2 separate regions of the Homo sapiens genome follow, and region 2 is linked to region 1. A link is an interaction called in ENCODE POLR2A ChIA-PET data of the cell type or tissue named here. Cell type or tissue: PC-3. All regions are shown on one strand. Links, peaks and the distances in the headings refer to the core of each region. The heading gives the core; the rest is flanking DNA. Region 1 has its middle 75 kb from the start of LINC00326. Region 2 overlaps LINC00326 (long intergenic non-protein coding RNA 326).

What was found. ChIA-PET counts read pairs that join two places held together with the same protein. Peaks named below come from ENCODE experiments on the same cell type or tissue, not always from the same donor. Only the 100,000 strongest peaks of a DNase experiment are listed, where the experiment ranks them.
Region 2: POLR2A ChIA-PET joins it to region 1 with 12 read pairs; 2 of 35 experiments call an interaction of 5 or more read pairs at or near these places.

The regions. Positions count from the first base shown.
Region 1 is chr6:133,160,289-133,165,686 of GRCh38, reverse strand. No RefSeq gene overlaps it. Among named protein-coding and RNA genes, the nearest start is that of LINC00326, 75 kb to the right of the region's middle. RefSeq lists an enhancer at 4,507-4,676. In PC-3, for the core only: no CTCF peak of the experiment used is centred there; no DNase peak of the experiment used is centred there.
Region 2 is chr6:133,097,332-133,102,729 of GRCh38, reverse strand. It overlaps LINC00326 (long intergenic non-protein coding RNA 326), which reads right to left. Exons shown (of 4, transcript NR_026969.1): 3 at 2,546-2,723. Among named protein-coding and RNA genes, the nearest start is that of LINC00326, 12 kb to the right of the region's middle. In PC-3, for the core only: no CTCF peak of the experiment used is centred there; DNase peaks (open chromatin) are centred at 689 and 2,989; H3K4me3 peaks cover 580 bases; H3K27ac peaks cover 3,502 bases.

The sequences.
Region 1 (5,398 bases), core at 132-5,131:
CCCAGTTTTTTTTTTTAATTAATTAATTTATTTAGTAGACATGAGGGTCTCACTCTGTTTCCCAGGCTGGCCTCAAACTCCTGGCTTCAAGTGATCCTCCTGCCTTGGCCTTATTCTGTTTTATCATGTCTCTCCCACTAGAATGTAACTCTTAAAGGCCATGGAACTTAGGCTGCTGTGCTCACTGGTGTACTGGGAGCACATTGAACAGTGCCCTGGCAGTTATACTCAACAAATATTTGCAGAATGAATGGATCCATTTATAATGGGAACAACCTTTTATAAATGAGATTTTTAGAATCCAAACTCTCTGTAACCTGAAACCATAAACATCATCTTGACTTTGCCTAGTAAGACTGACTGAAAAATAGAAGCTCTAAGGCAGAGGTAGGGATGTAATTCTAATAATAATAGATATCACATTGCTGAATTATTTCTTAAAAATGGGTTAGAATGCATTCTTCTAAATGTGTCCTTGACAAGCTTTACATGTAGTGAAACTGTAACTCTTTGGAATCCTGGGGAAATGATGCATTTTTGTTACAAATTTTAACCACTGATGTTGAAATGTGGTACCACATATTCATAAACACAATAGTACTAAATATTAATGATTTTTCTTTGATGAATACATATTTTATTACTCAGTGTTCTGAATTGCAAATAAGTCTCTCGCTGTAACTGTAAAAGAAGATAAAGAAAATGTAGAAATGTAAGATAAATTTATTTTGCTCAAGTACATACCCTTAAATTGATAATAATGCAGCATTCTAAAACTCTTCTTGTGATTTGCTAAACGTTATGATTTGCCTATTTAAAAGCAGTTTTTAAAAGTGAATTTGATCAATTAAGGATTACAATTTTAATCAAGATTTAGTCAAGACTTTACTATGGAATAAATTTTATTTTTCTTCCTTTCTATCACTATTCTATATATTTTAAAGCTCTGTCTTCTCTCTGGTCTGTGTCCAATTTTTGGACTGTTTTTAGTTTATTTGCGTCTCAGCACCTCATCACCTTCCCAAGATTAAGAAAAATGAAAGACAAAACAATGTCAGGATTGGTTCTCTGGCACTGTAGAGGAAGATTGAAGAAGCCATCTCAGTAGAAGCAGTTGCTCTATTTGAAGAAGATTGAAGACGTAGTGCTCAGGTGGGCATGGAGCAGAACCACTGTGCCTGAGGCCACAGTGATGGACAGAAAGGGGAGCAACAGTGGCCTGCCACCTTGATAAATCAGAAGTTCTGTCCTATGGAGGTCATAGGGAAGTGGGATTACTTCCTGGTTCTCCTGGAAATATAGCTTACATTATGATCCTCCAGAAGAATCCACTCTCCACCACTGTTGACCAAGAGGAACCAATCCTATTGTAATAAGGTTATTAAGGTTCTATGCCCACAACACTTCAAAGTCTTGAGTGGCTCCATAGTGACTCTGAGGCATTTTAAGGACTAGGAAGACCATAAGACCATTCTTGTGTTCATTCCTCTGTCTACATTTTCTCATGATTCAGCCAGTTTGCATTTAATTTCACTAATACTGAATGTGAGATTTCAGTTCCTTTCCAGGAGGATTGGGTATTGTTAGTTCAAGCGCAACTTTCTAGCTAGCAATTATGTTTCACACTGCTGGAAAAATTCCCTTAGCTACTTCACTCTGTCCCTAAAGTGATTCACTTTTTGTTTTAAAAGAATTTCTGATCCCTTTGTGGATATGAACATTTCCTAATATCTTAGCCCCTGTTGGGACTCTGAGCACTTGTGGAGAATTTGTCAGTATGAAAATAGGTAATCACTGGTATGCTGGTGTAGGTCAGGGCATTGCCCATTAAGATAGCATGGAGGGAAATAAAAATGAGATTTTTAGCATGATCTTACATGTTATAAGATCAGCTTGAGTCTTGGACTTTGGTGAGTTGGCAGGTATTTAAACGTTTGGTTTTTAAAATGTTCTTTCTATGGATGGACTAACATTTTTCAGAAAATTTTCCATGAAAATTAATACATTTTCTGCTTTCAAGTTAATTTTTATGTTTTTATGAATAGATGTGAAATAGAATTTAAGATCTGGGAGAGACCATCAATTGAGTCTTGAAATTGACAGAATTGTGCACTTTCCCTTGAAATCTTTACACATAATTTCAGAATGTTGCTCTCTGCTTAGAATATCTCCACTTCTACTACTACCTCCTGCTTCCACCCCATCCTCCAGCTTATTTCATGTTAGGAAAATTCTTCATTCATTATTTTGTTCAGACATCCCATCTCTGAACTCTTGGCACTGATAATTGTTTCATCTTCATTGCTTCTGTTACACTTTGTACATGTATGTCAGAACTTATCTTTCTATGTTTTGCTATCTTGAGGTATTTATTTCATCTACTAGACCTGAGCTCCTTAGGGTGTAGACTTAGTTATATTTCCATCTATGATATGCATAGACTATGGTAGAAATTTAATATCTTGAGAGAGCAAGTTAAATTCTCAGTGAATTAATTTAAAATACAACGTTACTTGGGTATAAAATCTCTTGTACCTAAGTTCATAACTTACTTGTATTTTGCAATCATACCTGAAGAGCTAGAATCTTTCCACCACTTTCAGGTATTATATTCTAGTGTAATAATACATCAGAATGCATATAAAGTTAATACAAAGTACTTAAAATGAGAAAAAAGTGTAGAAATAAGAAAATAGCTTTTTGTTCAATGATTCTTGGTTGTATTTATGTTCTAAATTTCTTATAACTCAAACTCAAACCAAATAAACGCAAAGATAATGTACATTTGGAGTTTTACTGTATATGAAATGTAGTGTTGTATGAACTTAGTATGTGACATATAATATATAATGTACAACTCTTCTGAATCTGTGAAAAATTACATTAATAAAGTTAGTTTTTAAAAATAGCTGGCTGGCCAGGCACGGTGGCTCACGCCTGTTATCCCAGCACTTTGGGAGGCCGAGGCGAGCGGATGACGAGGTCAGGAGATCAAGACCATCCTGGCAAGCATGGAGAAACCCCGTCTCTACTAAAATACAAAAAATTAGCCAGGCATGGTGGCATGCACCTGTAATCCCAGTTACTTGGGAGGCTGAGGCAGGGGAATTGCTTGAACCCAGGAGGCGGAAGTTGCAGTGAGCCGAGATAGTGCCACTGCACTCCAGCCTGGTGACAGAGCAAGACCCCGTCTGAAAAAAAAAAAAAATAGCTGGCTATAAAACTGTCTTTGATGTCCTTGTAAAAAGTCCCAAAGACTATATATATATATATATATATATATATATATATATATATATATGCCAAACATCTTTGCCAGAATGATTCCCCAGGTGAATTTATTATTGAAGACATTAAGGTCATGATTGAAGACAATGGCCATAGTAAAAAAAGATTAACTGGCAAGATTATATATTGTAGTTCTGTTTAGTCTTCAATTTCTGAGGCTGATAGTTTAATAAATGCTTTCACCTTCATGATAATTGAGCCAATGTAACTGTATTGAAGTTTATATTTCTTAGATTTGTTGGATATGTTTTTCAACTCTACATTTTACTTATCATAAATCACATTCTCTGTTTCTTAAATTCTCTCATATTTTTCCTATTCATGGAAACTTATATAAATGTATAAAACTTATTGTAACGAATTGAATCTGGAATGCAAAACGTTCTTATTTATTATTCTGCTGGCAAGCTAAAGATTTTGGATCTCTCATGGACAAAAGGGCACATGTCCAGCTATCAGCTATCAGACATTTCCACAATGCATCAGTGAGATTCTACATTTTCATATTTCTCTTAATAGATTCTTTTTGTCAGTATCAATAGAGAAATTTTACCTTTGTGTTTCATAATTTTAGCATAATATCTGTTCTAAATCTATGAAAAAAGTAACAGATTATAAGTTTGTTCATTCCATATTTGTTTTGTTATCATATACATAACTTATAAAATTTAATTACTCTCACCTAACAGGCTAGAACAATTCCAAAAATCTTTATAAAAATAAACATATATATAATATGTTCTTTAAGTTATTATTGTGAAGAATGTTTCCAATCAACCTATCCAAAATATGAATTGAACCCCAAAAGTATTTGGATTGATGTAAATGGACAGAGGTTTATGTGGCTTTTTTTTTGGTAAGGGTAGCAAACTGTCAATGATGGATGAGGTGAAAACTCCATGACTGATGCCTTCAGATGCCCACACAGAGTGCCTGTGGTCTTATTCTGCCCCCACTGTGTACACATACAGCATTCTGCAAGGAGGCTTATCCAGAGAGACCATTTCCTTTGTTTCTCCTACAGAAGGCAGTCTAATGGCCTCCTGAAACACTGATGAGATCTATCTTACACAGGTTGGTTCATGCTCTAGATTAATGTGTCTCTAGCTGTGGCCACAAAATCCAGCAGGCAAGCAAGTGATTGTGAATAGTCCACAATGCACTTCCCTATAAAGTCAAGCATTATCTTTATGCGGTGTTAGCTTCACATATAATGAATTTATGCTGTGATTAACTAGATACTAATAATTAAAAGCATCTCTGAATTCATTCATGGAGTAACAAAAATATCACTGATTACATTATGTGGCAGCAGAGGGAACTGTTGACACTTAACACAGAATCTTTGTACAACAAAATTTGGGACTCTAGGTCTTAAACCATTCTTTCATTTTCATTTAAATACTCAATACATTAATAGGAACAAATGTGAAATGCTATGACATTAATGTGAAAACTGCAACTTTATGAATACAACAAGTGCCCCTTTATCTGAGGGGATATGTTCCAAGAGCCTCAGTGGATGCCTGAAGCCTCAGATGGTACCGAACCCTATACATGCTATGTGTTTTCAATCTAATAAGCAAGGGGGTTCCCAAGTGACTAACTGGTGGATAGTGTATGCAGCATGGATACACTAGACAAAGGAGTGGTTCATGTCCTGCCTAGAACGGAGTGGGATGGTGAGAGATTTCATCACACTACTCATAATGGGGCATAATTGAAAACATATGAATTGTTTATTTCTAGACTTTTTCATTTATTATTTTTGGACTGCAGTTGACTGCAGGTAACTGAACTTTGGAAAGGAAAGCCACAGAGAAGGCAAAGGACTACTGTAAATTTTTCATTGAGAAGCTCTTTAAAGAATGTACCTTTCAAAAATAATTGTTGTTTCAATTTGCATATCCCCACGGGAAAAGAAAATGATCAATGGTAGCACTGCTTAGTGAGTTTCACTTTGCAAAATCACAGCTTCATATAATCACTTGTTAATTTGACTCAAGATGAGCTCATGACATCACTTGCATAGTATTCCCTAGCAAAAGCCATTTGGGTTTTTGGACATGACACATGGCAAGAGCCTTGCAGACGACAGTCCAGCTTCAGG
Region 2 (5,398 bases), core at 167-5,166, 63 kb after region 1:
CTGCCTGCAGACTGATTTCAGATGCAGTAGTACAACATCAATCCTTCCTTGGGTTTCCAGCCTGCTGGTCTGCCCTGCAGATTTCAGACTTGCCTGCTCCCACAGTCATGTGAGTCAATTTCTTTTTCTTTTCTTTTTTTTTTTTTGAGACAGAGTCTCGCTCTGTCGCCCAGGCTGGAGTGCAGTGGCACAATCTCGGCTCACTGCAAGCTCCGTCTCCTGGGTTCACGCCATTCTCTTGCCTCAGCCTCCAGAGTAGCTGGGACTACAGGCGCCTGCCACCAGGGTCAATTTCTTAAAATAAACCTTTCTCTGTCTTTGTTTCTCTCTCTCTACACACACACATATGTATGCACGTAAGTATGTAACTATCTATCTATCTATATATCTATCTGTCTATCTAGAGATATGTATACACACACTATTAAAATGTATATACATCCTACTGGTTGTTTTTCTGGAGAACGCTCACTAATACATCACCTCTTCAAAGAGAGTGTCCCTGACAACCCCTGGTCACTCTTTAACATATTACTCCAATTTATTTTCTTCACTCTACATGTCACTTTCTATAATATCTTACTTATTTGTTTATGTACATGGTTATTGTCTATTCTCTCTTGGCCCCACTAGAATGAAAGTACCATAAGAACAAGTACCTGGACTGCCTTGTTAATTGCTGTATCTGTCATCTCCTTTGCCTGTCATAAAGTGGTGCTTTTCAAAAGTGTGGTCAATGAGTAATACTAAGAAATGTAGTTAGGGGGTCAAAGAAGATATTTTTAAAAATGTAAGACTCTTGGTACTTTAAATGCTTTATAGAAAGCTTGTATCAATTAGAACTGTCATCAGTGTCAGTATTAGAGTGACTATCTCAATATTCTCTCATTTACATCCTGCATTACTATTTTGGACAAGTTCTGCTAATATAACCAACCCCTTAACCATCCTTTATGTCCTACTAGTCCACTACTCAAAAGAACATCATCGGATTAGACAACCTGACATACACATGTGGCTCACAGCATGATACAAAACACCTCTTTACTTTCCTTCTAAATGACCAACTGTGCATACTGAGGCTATCTCAGACAGACATTAGAGAGTCATCCTCCCCTTCCCACTATCTCAGTTTTATTTTTTTCTCTCCATCCTAGTCCTGGGGTCAAAGAGGGATCTCCAGTAGCATTGCAATCCTGCAAAATAGGAGGGAATCAAGAAAAACAGCTCCTCCAGACCCAGGCTCACAGCAAAACATTAACACAGCAATGAATCTGCTCTTATAAAAGGATACTTGTTCTCTGTCTCTTCCCTGTACTTGAAGAGTAGCTTGTTATTGTAGCTCTGTATTACATTTTTAATAACCAGTAAAGCAAGCCCCCCAGAATACCTCTTCAAGCATTTCTTTGATTTTTTATCCTTTATTCTTTCTATTATTCTCAGACTATGGTCTCGGAAGGGAAGTTGGGTGAGCAAACCCGTCTAGTATAGGGTTGGGCTGGCGGGTGGGATGGAGGATGTGTGAAATCCCATTGTATATCCCCTTGTCCTCACTAATCCAGCAGACAAAGTGATATCTCATTTTAAGTTGGTAACATGTTTTATTATATTTAGTAGTCACAAATATTTTCCTCATCTGTGAGCTCTTATTTAGAAACACTTGGACCTCTTTCCTATTGGCAAACTTACTGGTTGGCATGAGCTCTATTTAATGACATAACCCTTTGTCATTTTTCTGAAAATACTTTTCGAATTTATTGCTGATCCCTTAATTTTGCTTATGAAAGGATTTAATGTATCACAGCTTGGGCTTTTTATATTGATTTTTTTCTTCTTTAGTGATTACTTCTTTTTCTGAAATCTGGAATTATATTATTATTTATATAAATTATGTATCATTTTATTTTTTGACATTAATTTTTAATTTATCTGAAATGTGTTTGGTTATAATATTTGAAGATAGTTTATTTAATCTACTGTTACAGCAGCATTCATTATATATCTTTGTAATTTATTTGATTTTTCGATTGTATTTTTATTTAATGATTTTATTTGGTTTATTGGAGTTTTGTTTATTTGTTTGCTTATGGTTATTTGCAGTGGTACTGTTGTCATATAGAAAATACTTATCATAATTAGGACTTGTTTCTAGTTTTTTTTCCTATTTCTTGAATCTGCCTTTTGATTCTTGAATCTAAACCACTCTGCCTTGTTAATGTGGCCCTGTATTACATTTTTAATAACCAATAGATCAAGTCCCCCAGAATACCTCTTCAAACATTTCTTTGATTTTTTATCTTTTATTCTTTTATTATATGCATCTTCAACAGGTGCTACGAACTCAAGAAAATCCCACTAGGAGTCCCACTGTCATACACTATATCTAGAACCTAATATGAGAAAAATGTCTGCCTTTAAAATGTCGAGGCTCTTATCTAGCAGCACGAAAAGATTACTGACTCTTAATTAAAATAAAAAATTATGGTAAAGATATTAAATGAATAGGTGATAGGTGAAAACTATAGAGATAATTTTGGGTAAATACCTGATTTCTGGATCCAGGCCATAATACCAATCTTCCCATCTCCCACCTTCACACAATTGAACATTCTGATTCTTACTGAGCACATATTCTTCGTGATGAAAACGATTTTGTCTTCTTTCAACACTCAGTTGTATATGCTACACATTCAGATACCTGATGTAAATTTTTGACCTTGCGTCTACAACATACAACAAAGTTGAAATGAAAAAATCATTTCAACTTTCATTTGAAGTGTGAAGGAAGCATTATATATCTTGTAATACAGGAAGGAGATTACCAAAGGAAAGAGGAAAATGATCAAATTAAGCAAATCTCATAACTCTCTTCTTTAAACAGAGGGGTAAACCAAAGCTAAAAGCATTCCAATGCATGACTCAATTCTCCTCTTGATCTTGTATAGTTAAAGATTGTGTATTCACAGAAGGCTCACTTCACTAAGGAAACCACAGTGAATCTATTATGCAGGAGCTCTTATTTCAGGATGTTGCTGCAAGAATTCCTTAGGGTTTTTCCTGTAACCTTGAGCAACCTCTTTAAACATCATTCACCAGTCACACACAACTATATATAATCATACATTACAAGACAAAAAAAAATTTCCCTTACTTTCAATTAGATTAGAAAGCCATATTTTTCTCAAAAACATTTTTAGTCCTTTTACCCCAAAGTTTATAATTACTTCTTTTATTTATGATTGTATGGAACAACTACAATTCTTAAATTAAGAGGATTTTTCAATGAACTCTAACCTTTCTATTGCAGTGCAAGCATAAATACTCAATTGTTGTTTGATTATTTATCAAGGGCTGGGCTGTGGGCTTAAAGTTTCCCATTGCATTTTGTAATTTACTAGATGTTTTGGAAATATAAGAACAAAGGATAGCCAGAACTCCAGAAAAATGTGGTATCTGATGAAAATATGGGAGTTTTAAATCTTACTATTTCCCCAAATTAATTTGCTTATAACCAATTTCCTTCTCACTTAGAAAAAAAATATATCCTGGCCCCTAACTAAAGAGTCAAATATTAGAAAATGCTTCACAGGAGCATAAATACTGGAATTCCTCAGAAAAACAAAATTCTTCTTTAAGTGGGATTAGAACCCTATTAATTCATTGGATAATGACAATTCTGTTTTTTCCTTTACTCTTGCAAGAGTGCAATGATTGCACCTCTTTCAATCTAAGAAATAATTGCACCACTATTGTTTTATCATGATATAATACCTGTGTTTGCCTGTCAAATACAGTATATTGAGTTGAGAACTAAGTTTGAGAAAAGTAGTATATAATACGGCTAACGTCCCCTTCAAGTCCTAGAATAAAAACTTTAGACCTTCTTAGAGATAACTGTTAACAGTTAGGAATTCTGACATTACCACACATTTTTTTACAAACAATAAAGGTGTAAAAAGTAATTTATCATTTTTGAAAATAATAAATAATAAATGTGTATGTACAGATAATAGCAGGAAAAATCTGTATGTACACATTTATTATTTGTAAAAAAATGTATATACATATTTATTATTTGTAAAAACTAAGAGCATCATGAACCTCATAGTGTCTAGTAAATATATAAATTGTTTTTAAAGCCTCTATTAGTGATACAGGATCAGATCAAGATTATTAAAAGTGAAAATGAATTTGGTACAACGAAATTACTTCTTGGAGGCAGCATGTTATGAAACTCTTATCATGCTCTGTAGTTTAACTGGAAGAGTTTCTACAGTTTAGGATAGAACTGGAAAGACTTCACATAATAATTGATGAAGACATCTGAATAGCTGGTATTAAGGATACATTCACACTTTACTTCTTTCATTGCCAGAACTTTTAGGCCATCCGTAGAAGCAGTAAACTTTACTAAGGTATTTAGACAATAGAAATATTCAGGAAAAATAAAGATGCACATTCTGGAAAAAAAAAAACAGTTCAAATCATGTTTAAAACAATTGTGTTTACGCACAAGGAAAGAAAAAATAAAATTTAAAGCATGAGATAATTAAGTGGCTTTTGTGGACTGTTACACATTACCTGTAACAAAGGGGAATAAAGTCATTGAGGCTTTTTTTTAATGAATAAACATATTTTTATAAAACATGAAAAATTTCTGAAAACCAATAACAAAGATATCTGGTGTGTGCGACATCAACATTCATTTGACACATTTTTTATTACAAATTTAATATATACTAGATTATACTCAAAAACTTCCAAAGTTTCCATTGCCTCCTAGAGTCATGATTCTCAATTCTAGCCTAGAAAGCTTTTTTTAAATGCTTTTGTCTGAGTCTCTTTCTTGGATAATTCAGTCAGTATCTCTGAAGGTGGAGCCCAGGTATTGGTGTTTTAATAAGAGTTCCCCAGGTAAATCTAATGTCCAGCAGGCTCCCATTATTTTCCTATATGAGTGTATATGTCACTCTGTATGATTTAATAACTACATTTGCCTTGCATTTTCCAATCTCTAGACACATCTTTGCTAATGCTTTTCCTTCTGTGGACTTCTCATCCCTCATACCAAAGTTTAACCGCTTGTTAAGACCTTCACAAGACACTAACAGCTATTGAGTGTTCAATCTTCCCATTCTATAGAAGTATTTACATCCCATACTGTACTTCACAGCCAAGTGGAGAAAGTGAGTAAGCTAAAGGCAAGAGTAAAACGGGGCTTGATAACAAGGGTAGAGGGTGCTGTGAGAAAGCACATAGTAAGAGCACCTGACTCAGACTTGGAAATCTAGGAAAGCTCCTAAGGAGCTGGGGCCTGAGGGATGAGTGAAAGTCAGGAGAGGAAAAGAGCATGTTCAGAACAAGAAAGAGCATGTGTGGTGGCTTAGAGTCAAGAGAC